3 separate regions of the Homo sapiens genome follow, and all the other regions are linked to region 2. A link is a loop called in an ENCODE intact Hi-C map of the cell type or tissue named here. Cell type or tissue: chondrocyte. All regions are shown on one strand. Region 1 has its middle 160 kb from the start of TMEM72. Region 2 has its middle 110 kb from the start of TMEM72. Region 3 has its middle 190 kb from the start of TMEM72.

Region 1 (8,000 bases), 50 kb before region 2:
TTTTTTTTTTTTATTAAATTATGTTCACTCACTCAGGAGATATATGTTTTAAGAACACGACTACAAAACCCATGAAGCCACCACTTAGGTTAAGAAATAGAACATTATGAGTACCTTAGAAGCCCCCAGTGTGCCAGTGGTATCCCTTTTCCCAACAAGGCATAAGCACTATCTTGACTTGTGTATTAATCATTTCTTCACTTTTCTGTATTGTATCTTTAAATAACATATTATCCAGGTGTGAAAACTGAGTAGCAACCTCTGGCCAGCTATTTAAGGACACATGGCCCCCAGCAGCTGAAGGCTCTTAGGAAGAGCTAAGATGAACAGTTTCCACTCAGTGAATGACTGCTCTTCCCCTAAGCATTCACTGGAATGCCTCTCGGGACAGACTCCTCCGGCTATGGTCATGGACCGCGTCCTTGACCATCTGAGAGAAGTGCAATAGTCGGAAATGCAGGAGCCACAGCTCTTCTGATTGTAAATGCGCTGAGAGGACATTCCACAAAACTGTCCAAGTGGGGCCAGCCTTTAATCCAGGCTGAGGTCCTAGGAACCGAGGCTGAGGCTGGGCTACTGTTCACTGTGGATGTGAGGCCAAGGAAGCCACAAGAGAGAACGGGGATCTGGAAAGGAAAGAGGCTGCCTGAAAGGAAGTGGCTCCACAGGAGACCTCAAGGCAGGGTGGCACAGGGCAGGGTTCCACAGCAGCTAACGGAACAAGTGTGGCAACATGGACATGTAAGCACATGATTTACTACTTAGACTGACTGAGCAGAGTCCACAGAATGGAATGTCCAGGCACCTTTAAACAAAACTGGAGGCCCCTGCCTGCTCTCCTTCCCATCCAAGATGGTCGGTGTGGTCTTACTACTCACCTTGTTTCCTAGGCCCGTATTTAGTTCCCTCCAAAATGTCATAATAGTAAATGGGCTAATGTGTTGCCTTTCCATGATATTTTATGGCAATAGGTGGAGTTAAGCTGACTTATCTGCTTCACGTTTTTGCTTCACAGCAGAGGTCTCTTCATTTGATTCTCTTTTATGTGTCTACTTCTTTATAAATACTGTGAAATGTGAGACCTATATTTTTATAGTACTTTTTCTCTATATGCAATGCAATTCTTGAAATATTTGGATTATTAACAAATTTTTAATTGTTTTCTAATAACTGTATTTGTGCTTTCTTTCCCCCAATTTTTCTGCTTTCTCTGGTTTTAATTGGCCATTTTATATAATTCCATTTTATATCCTCTCAGTGTGTGAATTATAATTCTATTTTTTATTTTATAGTAATTGCCATAGGTTTTCCAATATTCATCTATATCTAATCTAAGTTTACCTTCAGATCACACTATAGAGCTTCATATGCAGTGCAAGTACCAGAATATTTCTAATTTCTCCCTCCCACAAGTTATCACATTACTGCCATTCATTGGTCACTGCCAAGGGCTGGAGGGAGGGGTGACAGCTAATGGATATGGGGTATCTAAATATTTTGTAATTATTAATAGATAGTGGTAATTTGTTAATATCCAAATATTTCAAGAATCACATTGCATATAGATAAAAAAGTAATATAAAAATATAGGTCTCACATTTTACAGTATTTTAGAAACAAGTCAATAACCTGGTTTCATGTGAATACACAAAAAACCTCTGAATCACACACTTTAAATGGTTAAATTTTGTAGTGAATTATATCTCAATAAAGGTATTATTAACAAAAGCTCACATATTGTATGATCCTGTGTATATAATATTTTGAAATGACATTATAGAAATGGAAAACAAATGAGTGGTTCCCAGGTATTATGAATGGGGGGAGGGAAAGGGGACACAGGTGGGTGTGGTTATAAAAGGGCCACAAGGTGATCTTCGTGGTGCCAGAGATGTCCAGGAGTTTCTGTGACAGTGGATACATGTGATTACAAATGTAATAAAATTAGATACAACTAAGTACATCCACAAATGAGCACAAGGAAAACTGGAGACATTTGAATAAAATCAGTGGGTCGTATCAATGTCAATAACCTGATTGTGACATTATACTATAATTTTGCAAGTGGTCACCACTGGGGGAAACTGTGGGGGTACATGGGATCTCTCTGTTATTTCTAACAACTGAGTGTGAATTTACAATTATCTTAAAATAAAATTTTAATTTAAAAAAGGTATAAATCAACCAAGATGTCCTAGGTGAATAGATAAATATGCTGTGGTACGTTTATATGATGGGCTATTATTGAGGACTAAAAAGAAATGAGCTATCCAGCCACAAAAGACATGGAAGAAGTGTAAAGGCATATTATGAAGTGAAAGTAGACAATCTGAAAAGGCTTCATACACTATGATTCCAACTATCTGACATTCTGGAAAAGGCAAAACCATAGAGGCACTAAAAAGATCAGGTACTGCCAGGGCTGGGCAGACAAAAGGATGACTAGGTAGAGCATATGGGATTTAGGGAAATAAAACTATCCTGGTATATTCATACTATAGTGGTAGATAAATCACATTCTGTGTTGTTAAAACCCATAGAATGTACACCAGTGAAGTCTAATGGACTCTGGGTGACAATGGTGCATTGATGTTGGTTCACCAATTGTCATGAGTGAGCCCTCTGGAAGAGAATGCTGATGGTGAGGGAGGCTGGAGGGTTGCCGGGGGTAATGTGTGTGGGAACTCTCTGTACTTGCCAGTCAACTTTGCTGTGAAGCTAAAACTACTCTAAAAAATAAATGCTATTAATTTTTTTAAGCAAAGAGTGAAAAGCAGTCCACCCAGTTTCTTTTTCTTTCTTTCTTTCTTTCTTTCTTTCTTTCTTTCTTTCTTTCTTTCTTTCTTTCTTTCTCTCTCTCTCTCTTTCTTTCTTTCATGAACACTACCATAGTGGAAGCTACCTTACTCATGCTTGAGTCAACCTGCTGAATTGATTAATGTTTCCCATTCTCTCTTCAAATATATTGAACAACGTATACGGCAATGCAGAAAACTTGGGACTAGAAAACCATTCATTAGCATGTGTACAAATTTCTGCACCTTCCAGAAGAGTTTGCCTCAATTATATGTTATTATGTGATAATCAAGTATTATTAAATTGATATACCAGTATGAAAAGAGAGCTGTTGAATATAATGAAATTAAGCTGGATATTTTGGAAGAACTCTATACAGCCAAGTTTTAAGGAAATTCTTCTCAAATTGGGAATGAGAGAAACAACAGCAAAGTATTGAAAAAAGTTTATTTCAAAAACTTCAGCAAAATTCTGTACCTACATTGCTTTGCAAGAGTTCTGCTTTAAATAATTGCACATTATTATAGGTATGGTTTATGCAAGAAAGATGATGCAGCACAACTTGGTCTCATTTACCTGTCTGAAGTTGAAAGAAAATGGTTATGGTTAACATGTTAAACTTTATAATTTCAGCATTACCTCTGTATTCTGATGAGACAGCCCTAGTCATGATAACTGTGAGAATTTGTGCTTGACATTTTCTACATGGTTCAGGTACATGGGGGTCTAATTGTGCTGAAATGCAGATGTGCCATACCCACAGATGATGCCTTTAGAACTCTGTCAACCTGTGTCGAACCCTTCTGAGGAGAATCTGAACAATGTCATCTGAACCTTGGGTAATTCGCAGTCTATAAATTCCAGACCATTTTCAATGTAGGGCCCTCATTACAAGACAGGGCATCAGGCCTCAAAAACATCTGTGAGTCAGGTCCTGTGGGCTTTGCCACTGTCTCCAGCACACAATTCAAAGATGAGATGATATATGCCTATGTAGACACAGAAGGGGCAGTCATGGAGGGACAAGAAAGGCTTTTTTCATGGCTTTGTAACACTATTGAAGTTTTTTTTTAACAAAATCTACCTACAGGTTTCAGAGCCATGGAAACATGATCCATGGTTCCTTTCGATGTTCTTTTCATTGTGCTTTCCAAGGACTATTGACATTTCATCCATAACAGCAGGGTATGTTTTTAATGGGTTGGTAGAAAACATACTTATCCAAATATAGGCCTCGTGGTATATTTGTCATGCAACTTGGCCTTGCAGTTGGAGTTGAAAGCTGCTGCTGTCAAAGGAAATATTTGGGTGACTCAGCCAAGAAAGCAGTTTATTGGTTTTGGCAGCAGACAATAGGTGAATATTTCATGGAGGAGAGAGGTTTTAATAGTTGTTTATACAATCTGCCCAGCCATGGCCAAGGTTGTTTAGATTGGTGAATTGAACAATATTTCATTCCTCATGAGCCTGCTGACTTCTGTTGATGGGTTGATGATGCCACTATTTGCTTTACATGATTGGGGTAAATTTCTCACTTCACCAATATAGTCTCCAGCTCCCTGGAGGAGCAACATCTAGGGTTTGGGGCATCTGTGCTAGACAAGCTCCTTTAGTCCTCTGCCAATTTGGCAGGAGCCTACAGAAAATTCCTGCTGCACCTTTTTAATGATTGTGGAAGTCTACATAGCTCAGTGACTCTGGTTAGAGTGCATTTTATCACAAGAGCTTGCCTGTGTGTGTGAGTAGATTACAGCATGTCGGCTACCCACTTTCCCAGGGAGGCTGGATGCACTGGATATGCACAGTAAGGACACCCTGGTCTACGGTGCTGGGAAGGTCAGATAAATTGGTATGACATGTCAGAAGCCATAGCATTTACAATTATAGTATGCAAAACATGCTCACACACACACAGACACAGAAATGAGTCAATGGGTCTGAGAAGCCATGGGGTATATTTTAAAGGGCATTTCCTTAAAACACAGACGGTCAGGATTCTACTATCAATATTTACCACCTTTGTGACTTTGAGTAGCTCCCTGTGTAGGAAGGAACCTCAGTTTCCAGCGTATGTTAGGGGGTTTGGAGAGTTGGCTTTTAAGCCATCATCCAGATTTGACATTCTATGATGAAAAGAAAAACTCTGAAGCAAAGTGCTTTGATCATAGGACTAAGAAGAGTAAGATTTAGATGGAGAAGACTTTAGTGAAATATCAGAGGACAACAGGCATTTGTGTTCTACAGAATGAGCATAGGCTGAGGAGAAGGAACCAGCCCCACCTTTGCTGGCCATATGGCCAAGTGCAGGTCTGGGTCAATGAAACCAGAACAACAATGCCTGCCTCACCTGGACACAGGGGACTGGTGGAGCTCGAGTGAAGACACACTCTGTAGAGGAGAAAACACTGTACATATGTGAGAGGAATGTATCTGCGTATTTGCAGCACTAAAATGGCTTGCCCAGTGCAGTCCATGGTGATTCATGTACCTTTTACCATCTTTTTTAAAATTATTATTATACATTAAGTTCTGGGATTCATGTGCAGAACGTGCAGATTTGTTACATAGGTATACATATGCCATTGTGGTTTGCTGCACCCATCAACCCGTCATCTAGGTTTTAAGCCCTGCATGCATTAGGTATCTGTCTTAATGCTCTCCCTCCCCTTGCCCCCCACCCCCTGACAGGTCCCAGTCTGTGATGTTCCCCTCCCTGTGTCCATGTGTTCTTATTGTTCAACTCCCACTTATGAGTGAGAACATGCGGTGTTTGCTTTTCTGTTCCTGTGTTAGTTTGCTGAGAATAATAGTTTTCAGCTTCATCTACGTCCCTGCAAAAGACATGAATTCATTCTTTTTTATGGCTGCATAGTATTCCATGGTGTATATGTACCAAATTTACAAGAAAAAAACAAACAACCCCATCAAAAAGTGGGCAAAGGATATGAACAGACACTTCTCAAAAGAAGACATTTATGCAGCCAATAAACATATGAAAAAAAGCTCATCATCACTGGTCATTAGAGATATGCAAATCAAAACCACAATGAGATACAATCTCACACCAATTACTATGGCAATCATTAAAAAGTCAGGAAACAACAGATGCTGGAGAGGATGTGGAGAAATAGGAACCCTTTTACACTGTTGGTGGGAGTGTAAATTAGTTCAACCATTGTGGAAGACAGTGTGCGATTCCTCAAGGATCTAGAACCAGAAATACTATTTGACCCAGCAATCCTATTACTGGGTATATACCCAAAGAATTATAAATCATTCTGCTATGAAGACACATGCACATGTATGTTTATTGCAGCACTATTTACAATAGTGAAGACTTGGAACCAACCCAAATGCCCATCAATGATACACTGGATAAAGAAAATTTGGCACATATACCATCTTTTTCTTTTTATTTCTTTGAAACAGAGTCTCGCTCTATTGCCCAGGCCGGAGGGCAGTGGCCCAATCTTGGCTCACTGCAACCTCCACCTCCTGGGTTCAAGCAATTCTCCCACCTCAGCCCTCCTGAGTAGCTGGGATTATAGGTGCACGCCACCACCAAGCCTGGCTAATTTTTGTAGTTTTAGTAGAAACAGGGTTTCACCACGTTGGCCAGGCTGATCTCAAATTCCTGACCTCAGGTGATATGCCTGCCTTGGCCTCTGACAGTACTGGGACTACAGGTGTGAGCCACTGCACCTGACCCTATTACCATCTTTATTGGGGGTCATTATATGGAATACTGGCACTTCTAATAATAATAATCTAATTATCTTCTAGGAACGATTTTCTAATAATAATTCTCTTCCTGTAATACTGGTACTTCTAATAGCTCCATTTATTGTTGCCTGACATGTGCTAAGCACCTGCCAAGCATTAAAGTTCATTATTTCATTTAATCCTCACAAGCCAACAAAGAATGTATCATCTACCGCATTTTGCATTTGAGGAAATGAAGACTTAGGAAGGCTAAGATACTTATGTAAGGTTTTTCCCCTAACTGGACTCAGCAGCTTAACTCCCACATGGGTCTTTACGAAGCTCATGAAGCTGAACATATTCTCCGTATTGAAAAGAGTGACTCCAGAGTAAGAAAAGCATTCATACTCTTGGATTAGGCTCCTTTTCATTGCTTCCCATATCATTTTAATAGCGGATCCCATTTTCTCAGGACCCCACAGTTATTGAAGTTTTGTGAAGAACTGCTACGAGGCCGTCTCTCCCTCACCTTCCCTTCTCCTCTATCTCCCCAACTCTTCCCATCCTCCCTCACCTCCCGTCTCCTCCCATCCCCCCTCACCTCCCCACTGCCCCCAATCTCTCCTCTCACCTCCCATCTCCCCCTCGGCCCCCGTCTCCCGAGACACCTCTGGCAATGGTGCGTGGGCTGTGGACAGGTGGTGCAGGGCAGGGGAGCCCTGAATTAGTTTGACTCTCATTTGCTCTCCAGAGCAACCCTGTGACATGAGCAGGGTACAATTTTTAATCCTATTTTTAGGAATGGAAAATTGGAATTCAGAGAGTTTTCTTTTGATATCTCATTTCTCCCTCCTGAACGGAGTCAGCTCCCGCCAATTTTTGTTCTGTGGGAAACAGCTTTGTCTTGCGGGTGTGGAAGAATAAGTCATCCAATGGTCCCCGCTGACTCACCCACTGCGCCCACTGCAGTCACTCCCAGGGACCCTTTAGAGGGGGAAAATGCAATTTTGTAATGAGCCAGATTAATTTAGTGATTTCCATTATTCATTTTCAGTTTAGATTAGTCATTCCCATTATTCATTTTCAAAACATCCTAGAGCTCTGGACTTTTCCTGAACTTACAGTGTAAATTTCAGCTCTGAAGACAGTTGTCTAAGTGGTCAAGATAGGAGGAAGTCAATCCTTCTCTGTCTCAAGCACTGGCTTGCCCTGTAAGTACCTGCCTACGAAGGGTCGCCTGGCTGCACCCTTGCTCACCTGAGTGACTTGGCTCCCTGTGTAGGCACCCCCTGTACACACTCTATGACACTGCCATGTGCCATACACACACACACACATACATGTGTTTGGAAGACTACTTGACCATGAGTTCAACAATATTTTCAATCATAATCATGTTTTTTGTATATGTGCATGCATGTGTATGTGTGGGGTGTGTGTGTGTGTATATATATATGTGTGTGTATGTGTGTGTGTATTACAACCATGGCACCCTTGCATAC
Region 2 (8,000 bases):
CGACAAGGATTTCAGAGCAGGCACCTCAAAAATGTTTCAAGGAGCAATGATGAAGATGTCTGGAAAAGAATAGAAAATTATAGCAAAGAGGCTGGGTGTGGTGGCTCACCCCTGTAATCCCGGCACTTTGGGAGGCCAAGGTGGACGGATCACAAGGTCAGGAGTTCAAGACCAGCCTGGCCAATATGGTGAAACCCCGTCTCTACTAAAAATGCAGAAAAATTAGCCAGGCATGGTGGTGCATGCCTGTAATCCCAGCTACTTGGGAGGCTGAGGCAGGAGGATTGCTTGAATCCAGGAGGCAGAGGTTGCATTGAGCCAAGATCTCACCACTGCAATCCAGCCTGGGCTACAGAGCAAGACTGTCCCCCCTCCCCCCAAAAAAAGAAACGAAAATTATAACAAAGAAATAAAAAACATAAGAACAAAATAGGAATTTTAGAATTAAAAAATGCAAAAGCAGAAAGAAAAACTCAATGGATGAATTCAACAGCAGAATGAAGAAAACAGAGGAAAGAATCTGTAAACTTGAAAATAAAATAGAATATACCCAATAAAAGAAAGAACAACAGAAAGAAGAGACATTAAATATATATATTTATATTTAACGTATATATATACCTGATGTCTTTTATGTATAAACTTAGGGGCATGTGGAACTATAACTAAGGGTCTAACATTTGTGTCACCGAAGTCCCCAAAGGAAAGGAGAACAGGAGTGGGGGCTGAAAAAGTATTCAAAATATAATGTCAGAAAATTTACAAATTTGGAAAATATATAAATTTACGTATTCAAGAGGCTGAGCAAACCGTAAACAGAATAAAACCAAAGAAATTTATACTAAAATACATCATAGTCAAATTTCTGGAAACTAAAGACAAGGAAAAATTTTTGAAAGTAGTCAGAGGGAAAGAATAACTTAACCACAGGGTAAAAACATCTCAAAGAACAGAAGATTTTTCTTCAGAAACCACGGGGGCAAGAAGGAAGAGGAACATTTTTCAAGTGCTGAAAGAAAAGAGCTGTCAGCTCAGAATTCTACATCCAGTGAAAAATATCATTCAGGGGATAAGGGGAAATCAAGACATTCTCTGATGAAGTAAAACCAAGATAATCTGTCACCAGCAGACCTACTGTAAAAGAATGTCTGAAGGAAGTTCATTAAACAGAAAAGAATTCATAAAAGAAGGACACAGGAACATCAGGAAGAAAGAATGACAGAAAAAGCAAAAATACGGGTAAATATTTTTTTACCACAGACTTCACTCCTCTTGAATTTCCAAATGTATGTTTGACCGCTGGAGCAAAACTTGTAATAATGTCTGTATAGCTCCCAACACATGTAGAGGAAATATTTAAGATGATTGTATTAAGAATGGGGGAGGGTAAAGGGGCATAAGAATAGGTAAGTGTTCTAACTCACTCAGGCTGCTACAATGCCAACCCAAATGGACTGTGATAAGATATGTACATATAATTTACCTAAGCAATCACTAAAATAAATGCAAGGAGATATATCAGAAAACACTAAAGATAAGTCAAAATGGAATTCTAAAAATATTCAAGTCACCCACAGGAAGTGAATAAAAAGAAAACATGAAGATAAACAATCAGAATAATCAGAAAATGAAAAATGAAATGGTAGATAACCTCAACATTATATTATATTGATCGAATAATAGATCAATAACTATTGTGCATGTAAATGGTCTAAATATACCAAATGAAAAGCAGAAACAGAAATTGACAGGGTGAATTAAATCAAAAATATGACCCAACTATACACAGTCTAAAAAACAAACAGACAAAAATACTTCAGATATAACTATTAAAAGAAAAACCTTAGATAAATTAAATTTAACAGTTTAATTGAGCAAAAAAAAATGATTCATGGATAGGGGACCACTGAGGACTAGAAGTTTAGAAATAAAGAACAACTACAAAATATCCATAGCTATTATACTTAACAGTGAAAGGACAAGTGCTTGCACCTAAGCTCTAGAACAAGAAAAGGATGTCCACTCTCACCACTATCATTCAGCACAGTACTGGAAAATCCAGCCAGCACAATGAGGAATGAAAAGAAAGTAAAAGGCACATAGGATGGAAAGAAAAACTTTCAATACTGGGAGATGACATAATAGTCTACATAGAAAGTTCTGAGAAATTTTTCAAACAAACAAACCTAGAATAAGTAAGTTCAGCAAGGTCACAGGATAAAAGATCAATACACAAAAATAAATATGTATACATATGTACACACGTGTATATGTGTGTATGTGTGAGAGAGAGAGAGAGTGCTCTATATATGTTTTAAAATATAAAGGTTGGTTCTAGAATACTAACGATGTTAAAATAATTAAATGGGGAGGCCATTAGACTGAGGTGGCTCCAATGCCCTTTGTTCCTACATAAACAAACCCCTGAAACCCAACTCAGACTCATTTCCTATATATGACTAATTTTTTAAAAATTAAACTTAAGCTCAGCCCACCACCAGCCAACTGGACATTATTAGTTATATCACTTTGAACTTCCCACCTACATAGTCCAAATGAGGCCATTGTTCAAATTTTAACCAATTAATTTATTTGCTCTGCTTCCATATTCACCCTTTTAAAGCTTTTCATCTACCTCTGGGGAGTTCCAAACCACTCTAGTTTGGAGCTGCCCAATTCATGAATTACTGCTTAAATAAACTCCGAAATTTCAGTGCATCAAAGCTTATTTTTTTTAACAATGGAGATTGTCTTAAAATAGTGGAAATTCAGGTGATGAATTTTCTTTATAGAAAATCAGAACCAGGTCTCTCAGGTTGTCCCTGTGTCCTCTGGACAGTGGCACCTGCAGTTGTCCAACATGGGAGGGCAATACTCCCTGGACAGGAAGCACAGTCTTCTATTAGGGCCACTTGAATGACACTGAACTTGACACTGAGAACTTGTCTCTGAGAAATGACGCATTTTATTTTCCCACAGCTGGGGCCATGCCAGAGGCATTCATGCTGCGCTTTCTAAATACCTCAAAGACAGGCTGGGGCTGCAGCCAAGTCAGGCAATGAGCTGGCTGGGTGCCAGTCTCCCTGGGGTGATCCTGAGGCCTCTGGCTGAGTGCTCAGAGCCGGGTGTCTCCTGTGGCCCAGAATAAGGGAGGCACAATGGCCTTCCCACCTGTGCACCATCAGAACCAGGGGTTATGCAGAGGCTGAGTAAAAGAGGGTAATGACATGGCAGCCGAGATCCAGTCCCCTTTAAACTTAGAAGAAAATCCAAGCATCTTTCCACAGGCCCCTGAGGTCCAGCCTCCACCCAGAGGCCTCCAGTGACACAATATGGACATTACTTAAATTATGTGGTCAATCAAACATTTATGTATCAAACCAGGCTCAACGGAGTGCAAACATCCCACAGACAATCTATAGATTCTATTGGGAGGCTATAGTCAACTTATCAAGAAAATTGGCTGCAGGCACACACATGGAACTGTCCTGGAAGGGAAATCAGGGTTTGAGATGCACAGTCAGGGGACTGGAGGTTTCTTCCCCAAAGCATGACCACCAGGAAATCAGAATCAGCCAGTCCCTCAGAATCAGGAACAAGATCATTGCATGAGAGGAGAAATAAGACAGTACCCATAAGAGAAAGTCCAGTTCCGAATCTGAACCCTGAGTTCGTTTGGTTGTAAATCCCTTCAGGGATGTGCGTGTGTGTGTGTGTGTGTGTGTGTGTGTGCATGTTTGTTTGTGCATGCATGTGTGTACTATATGGAAATATAATTTTTGTGACTCATGTTTTCACTCAATAGTAAATTTTGATCAACTTCCCTCATCCATACAAACTTAGCTCATCCTGCCTCAGCTGCCAGAAGAATTAGGGTTTCACTGCAGGGCCGAGTAATTGGGGTTGGTGTTTCCTGGGTGTATTGTGCAGCTCTGCGCCAGCTGAGACACCCTGTGCTTCTGCCCACTGGTATTCAGAGCCTACAGGCACATCTTCCTTTTCCCTGGCTTGCAGGCTGAGCCAAGTGAAGCTTGGGCAGCGTCTTAGTGTGGTCCTCCAAATCATTCCCTCCAACTTGCTTCCTACCTGGCCTCAGCGCTCCCAGCCCTACTATTCCAAGCTGGGGTGGTTCACACTCTCTGGGGAAGCCCATCCATTTCTATCCCATCTCAGTGCTGAATCCTGGAAACCACTGGTTCCAATGCCATTGACTTCCTTTCATCAAAAATTTCCTTTATGCCTCAGACTATTTATGCCACCATTTTCCACTTTTCAACCCTTTTGCAGATTTTCAATTGATTCCTTTCAAAGGTAAACACACATGGACTCAGCATCAGGAAACTGGAAAATGGGTGCTCTTAAGGCAAGATGGGCAGACAGAACAGCTTGTTCTTGTTCAGACTCAAACCCAGGAAGGGCCACGATGTGACCCAAGAACCTTGAGAACTTTGGTAGCAGAGGGAGCAGAGGTGAGAGGTGAAAATGCTCATTCCATAAGCATTCGCAGAGTGCTCATTTGACACCAGGCCTCTATCAAGTGGCAGGAGACAAGATGAAGGGACCTCAAGTGCCAGAAGATGCAGGACTTGGCCCACATGGCGATTCCTCTGGGGGAGTTAGGGTGTTCTGGAACTGCATTGAGTGGCCCTAGCCACATGACAATCATGCCCCTGTTTGGGGTTGCAGCACCTCTGGCAGTAGGTGCCACCCTGGCCAGTTTCACAGGGTAAGAGAGGCAGCTACAGAGATGAAGAGCTTGGCCAAAAGAAAGAGCTCAGACAAGGATGAAATTCCCGCAAAACTCAGTTTTTAAATAGAGTTATCAGATCAGAAATCCAACCAGTGAGCAATTAGGAGGGAGGAGGTGTGTAAAGTAAGAAAGTGCTGTGCTCAGCACTTTTTGGATGGGTGAGAGTTATGGCTGTTGTTCTTTTAGTGCCTGGAAAGTGTTATTAATAGCTATGGGAAAGGGATTTTCCCATCTGTTCTTTCAAACACACACATGCATACTTTAACGTTATCTTGTATTTTCAGATGCTTCTAAAATCTACAGTCAATGAGTTACTTGTATGGAGAGGTTAAACATGCCAAGGTTTCACCAGCCATGAGCTTCACCAGCAGTGGGGAGAGGGGAGTCTGGAAAGCCGGGAGATTATTCCTTGTTTCTCAGCCAGGCTCATCTTCGGGCTCTGCAGGGGCAGCCTTACTTTACAGTCAGTCTTGGGAGGAGTGTTCTCCAAGGGAGGGTAAGGATAGCCAGGTTTAAAGAGCAAGGAAAGGGAGACAAAAGGCAAGCCCAGAGGCAGGTGCCAGTGGCTGTTGTAGCAAGTCCCTTTGCCTCTTCTTCAGGCCATTTTCACTGCCACTTGTGTCAGCTCTGGAAGACCACAGGAGCTTCCAGGTGGTCCTAGCCCCAGACTCTAATTTTGCTTGAAATCCACTAATTCAGATTCTCCAATGGCTGTGCCCTTCCTGGCATGGCCCACCTCCTCTGCACTTTCCCCCTGGAGTAAATGTACAGGAATGGGAGAGCTAGCCAGAGAGGTGACCAGAAGGTCAGAGATTCACTTTTGTTTCCATCCAAATCATAGATGTGTAAAATCAGAACTTTCTCATTTAGGGCCCCACATCCACAGGTGCTTCCTTGGTGAAAAAAAATCAATCTGGGAGATATTTTAGAATTCCAGAGTCATGATCTTTTCCACCCACACAAGATGAATTCTTGTCCTGCAAATGATCAAAGGAAATCTGGTTATAAACAATGCTGCTGCATGAACATGACTGGGAGGAAAAAATGGAGAAGAGATGCTTTCACACCCAGGAGCTGCCTTGCATGTCGGGGGCATTTGCAGCAGGATTTACAACAGAATTACACCATTATTGATCCATTAATCTATTTCCTTTTCATTCAGTAGCTATTTCCTGACCACACTGGACACAGAAGGCTAAGGAAAGAATCTAATTAATTCATTTAACAAAAGTGTATTGGGCACCTACTATGTCCCAGGCTCCATGCTAGGGCTGGGGAGCAATGGTGAGAAAGACTTCTCTCCTCCCCTCACTGAGCCAGCATTCTGCCTGGGAAGACAGACAATGGGCCAGTCAACACATGACCAGGCAACGTAGTAACAGGGCAATGAGGTAGACATGACCTGGGAGAGGCTACTTCAGAAAGTAGCATCTGAAGGTTAAGAAGGAAGCCATCACATAAGGACCCAGGACAAGGCTTTCACGCCTAGGGCACCTAGGGGACAATGCAGAGCTCCCAGGTCGGAGGGGCCTGTGCTCACCAGAGGGGGACTGGCTGGGGATCCAGCAGGGGAAAGGTGCTCAGCCTGAGACTGGGAAGCAGGAGTGACAGGTGTGTGGGGAATGGCAGGCGTGGGAAGCTACTGTAGGTGCCATGAGTGGTGTTCTAGGGCCTTGAACAGGGAGATGGATGGAATTACTTCTTGGAGGATCATGCTGCTGTTATGCAGTGAATAAAGTGAGAAAGGGAAAGCAAGCAGAGAGAGCACTGCAGAGGCCATGGAGGAGGGGAGGTGGGGAGGAAGTATCGCTGTGACACAGCCATGGCAGTAAGAGCAGCCATGCATGGTGGAGTATGAGGTGTGTTTGGATCTGACTGTGAACTCTTTGTGGACAGGGAGTGATAGAGATTTGAGCCAATTGCTTAGGTTATTGGATTGAGCAAGTAAAGGATGGTGGTGACCCTTTCTGAGATGAGGATATCAGAAGAATCAGGCTGTAAGGCAGGGAAGGAGGGATGTCAGTCCCTGCCCTGCCAGAGCGCAGGTTCTGTGGACGACACAGTTGTGGAATGTGAGTCAGGTGCCAGATGGCCTTGGTGCTGAGTGTGAACTGATAGGAGCCTATGAAGGGACCACAGTTTATTTCCTTCCTCCCGCTCTGGTTCATTTGGACCCCACTGAAGACTGGGGAGGTTTCTGCAGCCAACATCAATAAAGTGGTGACAGAGAGCACCAATTGCAATCCAAAATCCTACTGCTGAGGATTCATCACGAGCTTATTCATATGGCCAAAGAGAAACTGCAAGAGCAAAGGCTGTGTGCCTGGAGAATTCACACATTTCCCATTACTTTCCAGCAGGGAGTGGAGGACACATATACAGACCTCCCCTAAGTTAGTCAAGTAAGAGACCCAGCAGCAGTATAACAGTTCATGACAAGAAGGGGGATTGGAAAGAAAGGTAACTGTTTTCCAGGAGAAGGTGGGGCTGTCCATGCCACTCCTGGAAGATGTGGCTACAGACTCAGAGATAATGATGCTTCTAGTTCCCACAGTCAGTATATGAACCCAGCTGAGGATCAGAAGGACTCTGTGTGGTGAATGCACCACCATGTTTTGCAGAAAGCATAGTGTTTCCAAGGAAATCTCAGGAAAATTACAAAATCTGTAACTTTAGCAACAGTTGGAGCTTCATTTGCTGGGGCAAAGGAAAAAAATTATAAATATTATCAGTGTCACTAACATGAGTTTACTACACCTCTTCCACCTCCAAAGGCACTTTTTTCTGAATTCTTACCAAAAACCCATGTCCTGGTAATACAGCAGCCTTACACTTCCCTACACATGGCACTCCTGGGAGACTCAACCTGCAACTCCATCGTGTGAGAGTGGGATGTGCTTGAAGTCTTTCATCAAGGAAAAAATGTAAATTGGTATCCATCTGGTCAGATGATGAAACTGTTTTGTGTCCAAAATGTTAACAATAAAGTTCACTTCTTTGTAAACGATGATTTTATAAAATTGCAAGTAAATTGTCTTTGCAGAAAATTAATTGTGGGTTATCACTTGGACTCCAGTCACACAAGGGGGCTGTCTATGTTTCAGGGAGTGAGGGTGTACTTTCATTTGTTGTATTATACTCATACCCCAACTTTTTTGGACCTCATGCAGCTTTAGCCAACAGCAGTTTCTCTAAGCCGATGAGGTTACAACGCTGTGGAATGAAAAAGCCACTGCTGGCTTGTAATAGC
Region 3 (8,000 bases), 79 kb before region 2:
ATCATTCATTTAGGAAAAAAATGTATTTCTTTTGTTGTTTAGAAACAGAGTGACTCTGTTGCCCAGGCTGGAGTGCAGTGGCATGATCATGGCTCACTGCAGCCTCGACCTCCTGGGCTCAAGGGATTCTCTTGCCTCAGCCACCCAAGTAGCTGGGACTATAGGCACACACCACCACACCTGGCTGATTATTTAATTTTTTGTAGAAACAGGCTCTTACTATGTTTCTCAAGCTGGTCTGAAACTGTTAGTCTGAAACTCCTGGCCTGGGATGATCCTCTTGCTTCAGCCTCTCAAAGTGCTAGCATTACAGGCATGAGACAGTGTGCCCAGCCAGGAAAGAAAAAAAAAAAAAAGTCTTAGGACAGATAATCAAGAGGTGAGAGATGGGATCTGTCTTCTATTATTTTCAAGGAAAAAGTTAAGATCCCTCTTCAGCTGCTCCCGAGTTTTATTATGTGAATTAGACCATGTATTAGGACATAAACCAAGACACAAGGCCTGTCACTGAGGGGAGAGAGCAGGCCTCTCTTGGGACAGCAGCGGTAGGGGCATGAACTGTATCTAGTAGAAACCAAATGTTTGGCTTTCCAGGAGAAATACCCGCATTTCTCCTGTGGTTTGTATTTATCCCCTGGGTTGTCTTTTAGTGTTTTGGAAAGACATTTTAATGAACCAGTCTTCCTCAGCTATTTTTAGAAAATCCCAGGTGTGGGCTTGCTTACAGGTAAAAAGGTAATATGGGCCAGCTGTAAGAATAAGTAAGGACTCCAATGATCCAATCAGGCCAAGAGATACAATTGGAAAAATGCAGTCACCTATCCCTCCCCACCTGGAGCTCTTCCAGGTTTAGCGAACCTCAAAGGTTCTGAGTTAAATTATTAAGCCCCCTAAATATTTCAAGCATGGGAGAAATAGAGCGATAAACTGGTCACACCATGAACTTTGGAGTCAGGAACACCCGGTTTTAGTGTTGTGTTATTTCCTAGTTTTCCACTCTGAACCTGTCTTTACATTCATAAATGGGAACAATAATGCATGGCTCACTGAGTTATTTAGAGTTTTAAAAAATAAAATAAAATAGTGTATGGATCATAGGAGATATCCAAATGTTAATTCTCTTCCTCAGAACTCCCTGCTTCCTCAGGGAACATCTTCTATTTTTGGATAAGGTATTAGTTTTCTGTTGCTGTCATAAGAAATCACCAAAAATTTACTAGTATTAAACTAAATTAATGTGCATTATTAAAATATACATTAATTATATTACAGTTCTGTACAGATGAGAGTCCAGCACAGGACTCACCAAACTAGAACCAAGGTATCAGCAAGCTGCATTCCTTTCTGGAGGTAGAATTTCTTTTCCGTTTCTCCAGGCTGTTGGGAGAGTTCAGCTCCTGTGGTCATGAGACTAAGGTCTCTATTTTCTTGCTGGTTATAAACTAACAGGCATTCGCACTTCTGGAGACCACTGCATTCCCGGACTTTTGGTCTCTTTCCTCCATCTCCAAAGCCAACAACGCTGGCAGGTTGAGTCTTTCTCACATTCCATCTTTCTGAACCATTCTTCTGCCTCCCTCTTCCACTATTAATCGTGTAATTAGATTGGGCCCAACCAGATAATCCCAAGTTATCTCCTCATCATGAGATCCATTATCTTCATCATATCTTCAGAGTCCCTCTTGCCATATAACATAACATATACACAGGTTTCAGGGATGTGGGTGTGGCATCCTTTTCAGGAATTATTCTGCCTACCACAGATACTGATCTGAGAGTTTCATCCATTGATTTTACCTAAATTCTTTGCTGTTGCTTCTGTTGCAAGGCAATGTTTTTTGTGTGTGTTTGTTTGTTTTGTTTTGTTTTTGAGACAGAGTCTCACTCTGTCACCCAGGCTGGAGTGCAGTGGCATGATCTCGGCTCACTGCAACCTCCACCTCCCAGGTTCAAGTGATTCTCCCACCTCAGCCTGCCAAGTAGCTGGGACCACAGGCACATACCACCACACCCAGCTAATTTTTTGTGTGTTTATAGTAGAGACAGGGTTTCACCATGTTGGCCAGGCTGGTCTTGAACTCCTGACCTCAAGTGATCTGCTGGCCTTGGCCTCCCAAAGTGCTGGGATTACAGGCATGAGCCACCGCACCTGGCCAGCAACGTTTTTTAAAAGCAAGGTGTGCCTGACGCAGTCTCTTCATTTCCTCCCCTCCCCCACCAGTGACATGGCCTCTTTTTGCAACATTTATTCTCTACGTTATCAATGTGCCTCTTGGAGTAACACATTTTATTTTCAGAAATGAAATATGTAATGGCAATGGTGACAATAATAGCGACAATGATAAGTGCAACTTATTGTGTGTTTTATTTTGCATCTTGCATGCTGCCAAGCATCACGTATGTATAGATGTAACACATGGCACACATGACCTAACCCAATCTTCATGACAGCCCCGTCAGGTAGGGTCTAATCATTGTCTTATGGATGAAGAGACAGCCAAAGAAAGGTGACACCAATTTCTCAAGGTTTTATGGAACCTGCACTCTTATCTTACAAGCACTGGAGCCTTTGGTCTCTTCCTTGCTCAGCATTCTGACTTATCCTCTGCCTGACGCTCTTCTTCTTGGACCTTCCCCTTTTCCTTGGGATTTTCTATTTTAGCTTCACTTCAGCTGCCCCTCTTCCCCAGTCACCTCAACCACCTTGCAATCTTTATTAGTGACAATTACCTAAAAGGATTCTCTTTCCCTCCCCTATCTGTGGCCTTGTGAGGGCAGAGTAAATTTTAATAATTGATGATCATGGAGGAAAATAAACTTTCCCAGAATAAGCACTGTTGTGGACGACAAGGTCTAATACCCTTGATTTGTGGTTTGCACAGACTTTTCTCTTACTTCTCTTTTTCTACCACAGGTCATAAGCATTAGCGTTTTGTTGCTTGAAAATGTTGGACTTCCCTTGAAATACCATACAATGAAACATCGCAGATTTTCCTATCATTTCACATTTCATTTTACATCTTAGGAAGAGCTTTCATTTTTTTTTTTTTTTTTTTTTTTTTTGGCTTGTGAAGACCTTGGCCTGCAACTCAAGGAATGGAGTTGTTTTTGTACAATTTAAATAATGTTTCTCCACCACTTGAGACAGCAAAATTCAAAGGAGAGACATGCTATGGAAATAAACTTGGTATTGCAATGTGAGAGTAGTCAACATATATCAAAAGGTATTCCAACTGGACGATGCTGGGACCAATGTGGAGCCACTGGAGCAAAACCTTCACCTCTTCTGCAGGCCGGTAGGTCAAGGGAAGTGTGTCAGGAGGTGCAGCCCAGAGCCCTTTTACTCATTTCTCTTTTCCCTGAAGCTTTCCCCAGACACCTCATCTATTTCAAACTGAGCTCTCTGGGCCAGAAATCACAGTCACGGTGTCCTTCTTGGAAAACGGCTTATGACTCAATGGCTGCCAAACTCAGCTCTTGGGCTGGAAGTGTTCTCACAGAAAGCCCTGGGGCCGTGGGGAGGATGGGAAGGAGTAAGTATCAGCAGGGTGATGGGAGTTCTCTGGGCTATTTGTGTGACTCATAAGGTATTAAAAATTAGGATAGTTCAGCTTTAACTTTTATAATAATATTTTTTATAAAAACAAGCAGGAATTGATTTGAGGCACCCTGGACGTGGCCACAGTGATTCCAGGCATGGGGCCTCAATTACTGTGCATTTGCATCAGGGTCCCCAGGGTTCTGAGTCAGGGAACCAATGCACACAACCAAACTCCCAGGAGACTGACTTTTCACAAACTTGCCAGTTTATTAATGTATGGAGGTGAATATTTCTTAACAGAGAACCTGGAACACAAATACAATATAAACGTGGAGGAATTTAGACCTCCACATTTATACAATATAAATATGAGTGGTATTTCATATAGGTCTTAGTGAGGTCCAATCATTTCTGTCCCAAATGAGCAAGCATACGCCTAGCCACTTAGTCTTTTTGTTTGAATGACTGTCTCCCTTGAAAAGTGTAGCAGTTTTAAAACATGGCTACAAATTCTTTATCCTCTCCACAAAGATGAGATGACCTTTGTTCTATCTCCTTGAATTTCACTGAGTTTGTGACTTCTTCAAACAATAGAAACTAGAGGAAACACGTTATATTATACCTTCTGAAGCTAGGGCACTGCTGAAACATTCAGTCTTGCAGCCCTGAAACTCCATGCTGGAAGGATGCCCAAGCCACGTGGAGATGCCGCATGAGGTCCTCCAACCAACAGTCCCAGTGCGAAGTTCAGCTTTCAAGTCTTCCCAGCCCAGGAACCAGACATGTCTATAAAGAGGCTTCCAGATGATTACAGCCTTTGGTTATTGAAGTCACCTCCAGCCTTTTGAATCTACCCAGCTGAAGCCCTGGGCACTGTGGAGCAGAGAAAAGCCATTTCCACAATACTCTAAATTCTTCACCCACGAAATCTGTAAGTCTAGGTATTTGGTTAGTGTGTATGCCTCTAAATCAGAGTTAGATTGTTATCCAGCAAGAACCAACCAGGACAAAGCATTTGGGGTGTTAGCTGTCTGATTGGCTGTTATGCTTCTTTCTAGTCACAGTCTTTCTAGATAGGATCTGCTCAGAACTCAGATTAGCAAAGTTGACTCATTTCTGCTGTTTCCTGTGTGAAGTTATTTGAGGCCATGTGGATTCTAATTTGAGTTTTTCCAAAACTGTCAAATGTATAAATAATCTCATTTGCTCCCGAAGATCACAAGTCATATTAATTCTATATGTGTGCTGTTAATTTAAATTGGAAACGTAAACTCTATTTCTCTCACTTGCCACTGCTTGGACTGCACCTCCCTGTGACTTTCAGATTTCTAACAAGCCTGAAAAATTAAAAGGAGACAGCAGTTAACAGGAGAGCAAATAGAACTCAGCCCCAAAATAAAATCTCAACTCAAGGGACAAGTCATTATTACTTCTGAAAATCAACAACAGTAAGGATATGACTTGTACTTTATAGAATCAGTCTGCTTGTTTTCAAGGTTTTATTCCCATGAAGTCTCTTTTATTTTGTGCAGCCTTATTGAGATATATTTTACAGATGAAATCCACCCAATTAAAGTGTGGACTTTAGTGCTTTCTAACTGTATTCATAGAGTTGTGCAACTATCACCACAGTCTAATTTTAGAATATTTTCAGTTCTCCAAAAATAAACCCTGTGCATATTAGTAGTACTTCCTCATTCCTGATCCCTCCCTTCACTCACCACCCCACACTCAGGCAATCAATAATCTACCTTCTGTTTCTATGGATTATGGGTGCCTTATGTTAATGGAAACATATATTGTTAGTCTTTTGTGACCAGCTTTTTGCATTTAGCGTGTTTTCAAGGTTCGTTCATGTTGTAGCATCTGTCGACACTTCATTCCCTTGTATGGCTGAATAACATTCCATTTAATGTATATAACACACTTTATGTATGCGTTTATCAGTTGATAAACATTTAGGTTATTCTCACTCATTAGCTATTATGAATAATCATGTACAAGTTTTTTTGCAGACATATGTTTTCATTGCTCTTTAGCATACACCTAGGAGTAGAAATGCCAAGTCTTATGATAACTCAATGTATAAAGAGTCCTATTTCTCCATGTCCTTATCAACACAGCGTATTGTCTGTCTTTTTATTGTATTATTTTTAGCCATCATAGTGAGTGTAATGTGGTATCTCCTTGCGGTTTTGATTTGCATTTCTTTAATGCACATTAATGCTAATTATATTAAGCAACTTTTCATGTGTTTATTGACATTTGCATATTTTCTTTGGAGAAATATTTATTCAAACCACGATTACTTTTTAAATTAATTGATTGTATTTTTATTGTTCAATTGTAAGAGTTCTTTAGATATTATGGATACAAGTCCCTTATCAGATATCTGATTTCCAACCATACTATCTCATTGTGTGAGTTATATTTTCACTGTTTTAATCACATCCTTTGATGAACAAAAGTGTTTTGTAGTTTTGATGAATTCCAATTTATCTATTTTCTCATTTGCCTCTTGTGCTTGTAGAGTCACATAAACTATTGTCTAACCCAAGGCCGTGAAGATGTACTCCTGTTTTTATCAAGTTTTATAGTTTCAGCTCTTGCATATAGTTATATGATCCACTTTGGGTTGATTTATATGTATGGTATGAGGTAAGGGTAAAAATTCAATTTTACATGTGGATATACAGTTGTCCAGCACCACTCGTTGAAAAGGATATTCTTTCCCCCATTAAGTTGTCTTAACGTCCTTATAGCATATCAATTGACCATAAAAGCAAGGGCTAATTTCTGGACTCTCATTTCTATTACAACAAACTATATGTGAATCTTTATACCAAAAAAACACATCATTATTATAGCTTTACAGTATATTATTATAGCTTTAAAGTGTATTGTTTTTAAAATGGGACAAGTGAGTCCTTCTTCTTTGTTCTTCTCCAAGATTGCTTTGGATATTCTGGGTCCTTTGCATTTCTATAAGGTTTTTGGAACCAGCTTATCAATTTCTATAACAAAAAAAGAAACTCTGGGATTTTGACAGGGATAATCTTGAATCTGTAGATCAATGTAGGGAGTGTGCAATCTTAACAACATTAAGTCTTCTAATCCATAAACTTGGGATGTTTTTCTATTTATTTAGAACTTTAATTTCTTTTAATTATATCTCATAGTTTTCAGTGTGAGTCTTGAACTTTTATTACATTTATTCTTAAATACTTATTGTTTTTCTTGCTATTTAAATGGGATTGCTCTTTAATATCATTTTGAATTATTTATTGTTAGTGCATAGAAATGCAATTGATTTTTGTATATGAATCATTTATTCTGCCACATTGCTGAACCTCTTTTTTTTGTTCTAAGTTTCCCTTTATTTTGTTCATGGTTATTATTGTTTTTAATTCCATGGAATCTTCTACCTATAAGATCATGTCATCTGTCCTCTGGAAATAGAAATAGTTTTACTTCTTCCTTTCCAATCTGAATGTCTTTGACTTTTTCTCTTGCCTAATTTCCCTGGACTGAATCTTCAATACAATGATTAATAGTGTTATGAGAGTGGACATCCTTGTCTTGTTCCTCATAAGAAGAAAAAAGCAACCAATCTTTCACATTAAGTATGATATTAACAGTGGGTTTTTCATAGATGTCCTTTATCACATTGAGGAGATTCTCTTCAATTCTTAGTTTGTTGAGCTTTCTTTTTATCATAAAGATGTGTCAGATTTTTTTCACATGCTATTTCTACATCTGTTGAGATGATCATGTGGTTTTATAGTTTATTCTATTAATATAGTGTATTGAGTTGGTTGACCCAACCTTGCATTCCTGATATAAATTCCAGGTAGTCATGGTGTATAATCCTTTCTATATGGTGGTAAATTTGCTTTGCTGATATTTTCCTGAAGATTTTTGATTCTAAATTCATAAGGATATTGGTCTGTAGTTTGCTCATAATGTCTTTGTCTAGTTTTAGTATTATAGAATGAATTTTAAAATGTTACTCATCTTCTCTTCCTTGGAAGAACTTAAATATTGCTTAATTCTTCTTTAAATTTTTGGTAACACTCACCTGTGAAGGCATCTGAGTTCAAACTTTCCTTTGTTGAAAGTTTTTAAATTACTAATTTAATGCCTTTTCTTTTTTTTTTTTTTTTTGAGACAGAGTCTCACTGTCGCCCAGGCTGGAGTGCAGTGGCGCGATCTTGGCTCACTGCAAGCTCTGCCTCATGGGTTCATGCCATTCTGCCTCAGCCTCCCAAGTAGCTGGGACTACAGGTGCCTGCCACCACGCCCAGCTAATTTTTTGTATTTTTAGTAGAGACAGGTTTTCACAGTGTTAGCCAGGATGGTCTCGATCTCCTGACCTCGTGATCTGCCTGCTTCGGCCTCCCAAAGTGCTGGGATTACAGGCGTGAGCCACCCCGCCTAGTCAATTTAATCTCTTTTCTTA

The links. A loop is a pair of places that touch in the nucleus more often than their neighbours do. Peaks named below come from ENCODE experiments on the same cell type or tissue, not always from the same donor. Only the 100,000 strongest peaks of a DNase experiment are listed, where the experiment ranks them.
Region 1: it touches region 2 in a loop (2.0-fold over the local background); 2 of 110 quality-filtered maps call a loop at or near these places.
Region 3: it touches region 2 in a loop (5-fold over the local background); 5 of 110 quality-filtered maps call a loop at or near these places.

The regions. Positions count from the first base shown.
Region 1 is chr10:44,748,887-44,756,886 of GRCh38, forward strand. No RefSeq gene overlaps it. Among named protein-coding and RNA genes, the nearest start is that of TMEM72, 160 kb to the right of the region's middle. RefSeq lists silencers at 4,321-4,521, 4,481-4,681. In chondrocyte, no CTCF peak of the experiment used is centred here; no DNase peak of the experiment used is centred here.
Region 2 is chr10:44,799,122-44,807,121 of GRCh38, forward strand. It overlaps the pseudogene EIF2AP4. Among named protein-coding and RNA genes, the nearest start is that of TMEM72, 110 kb to the right of the region's middle. In chondrocyte, no CTCF peak of the experiment used is centred here; a DNase peak (open chromatin) is centred at 3,073.
Region 3 is chr10:44,720,392-44,728,391 of GRCh38, forward strand. No RefSeq gene overlaps it. Among named protein-coding and RNA genes, the nearest start is that of TMEM72, 190 kb to the right of the region's middle. In chondrocyte, no CTCF peak of the experiment used is centred here; no DNase peak of the experiment used is centred here.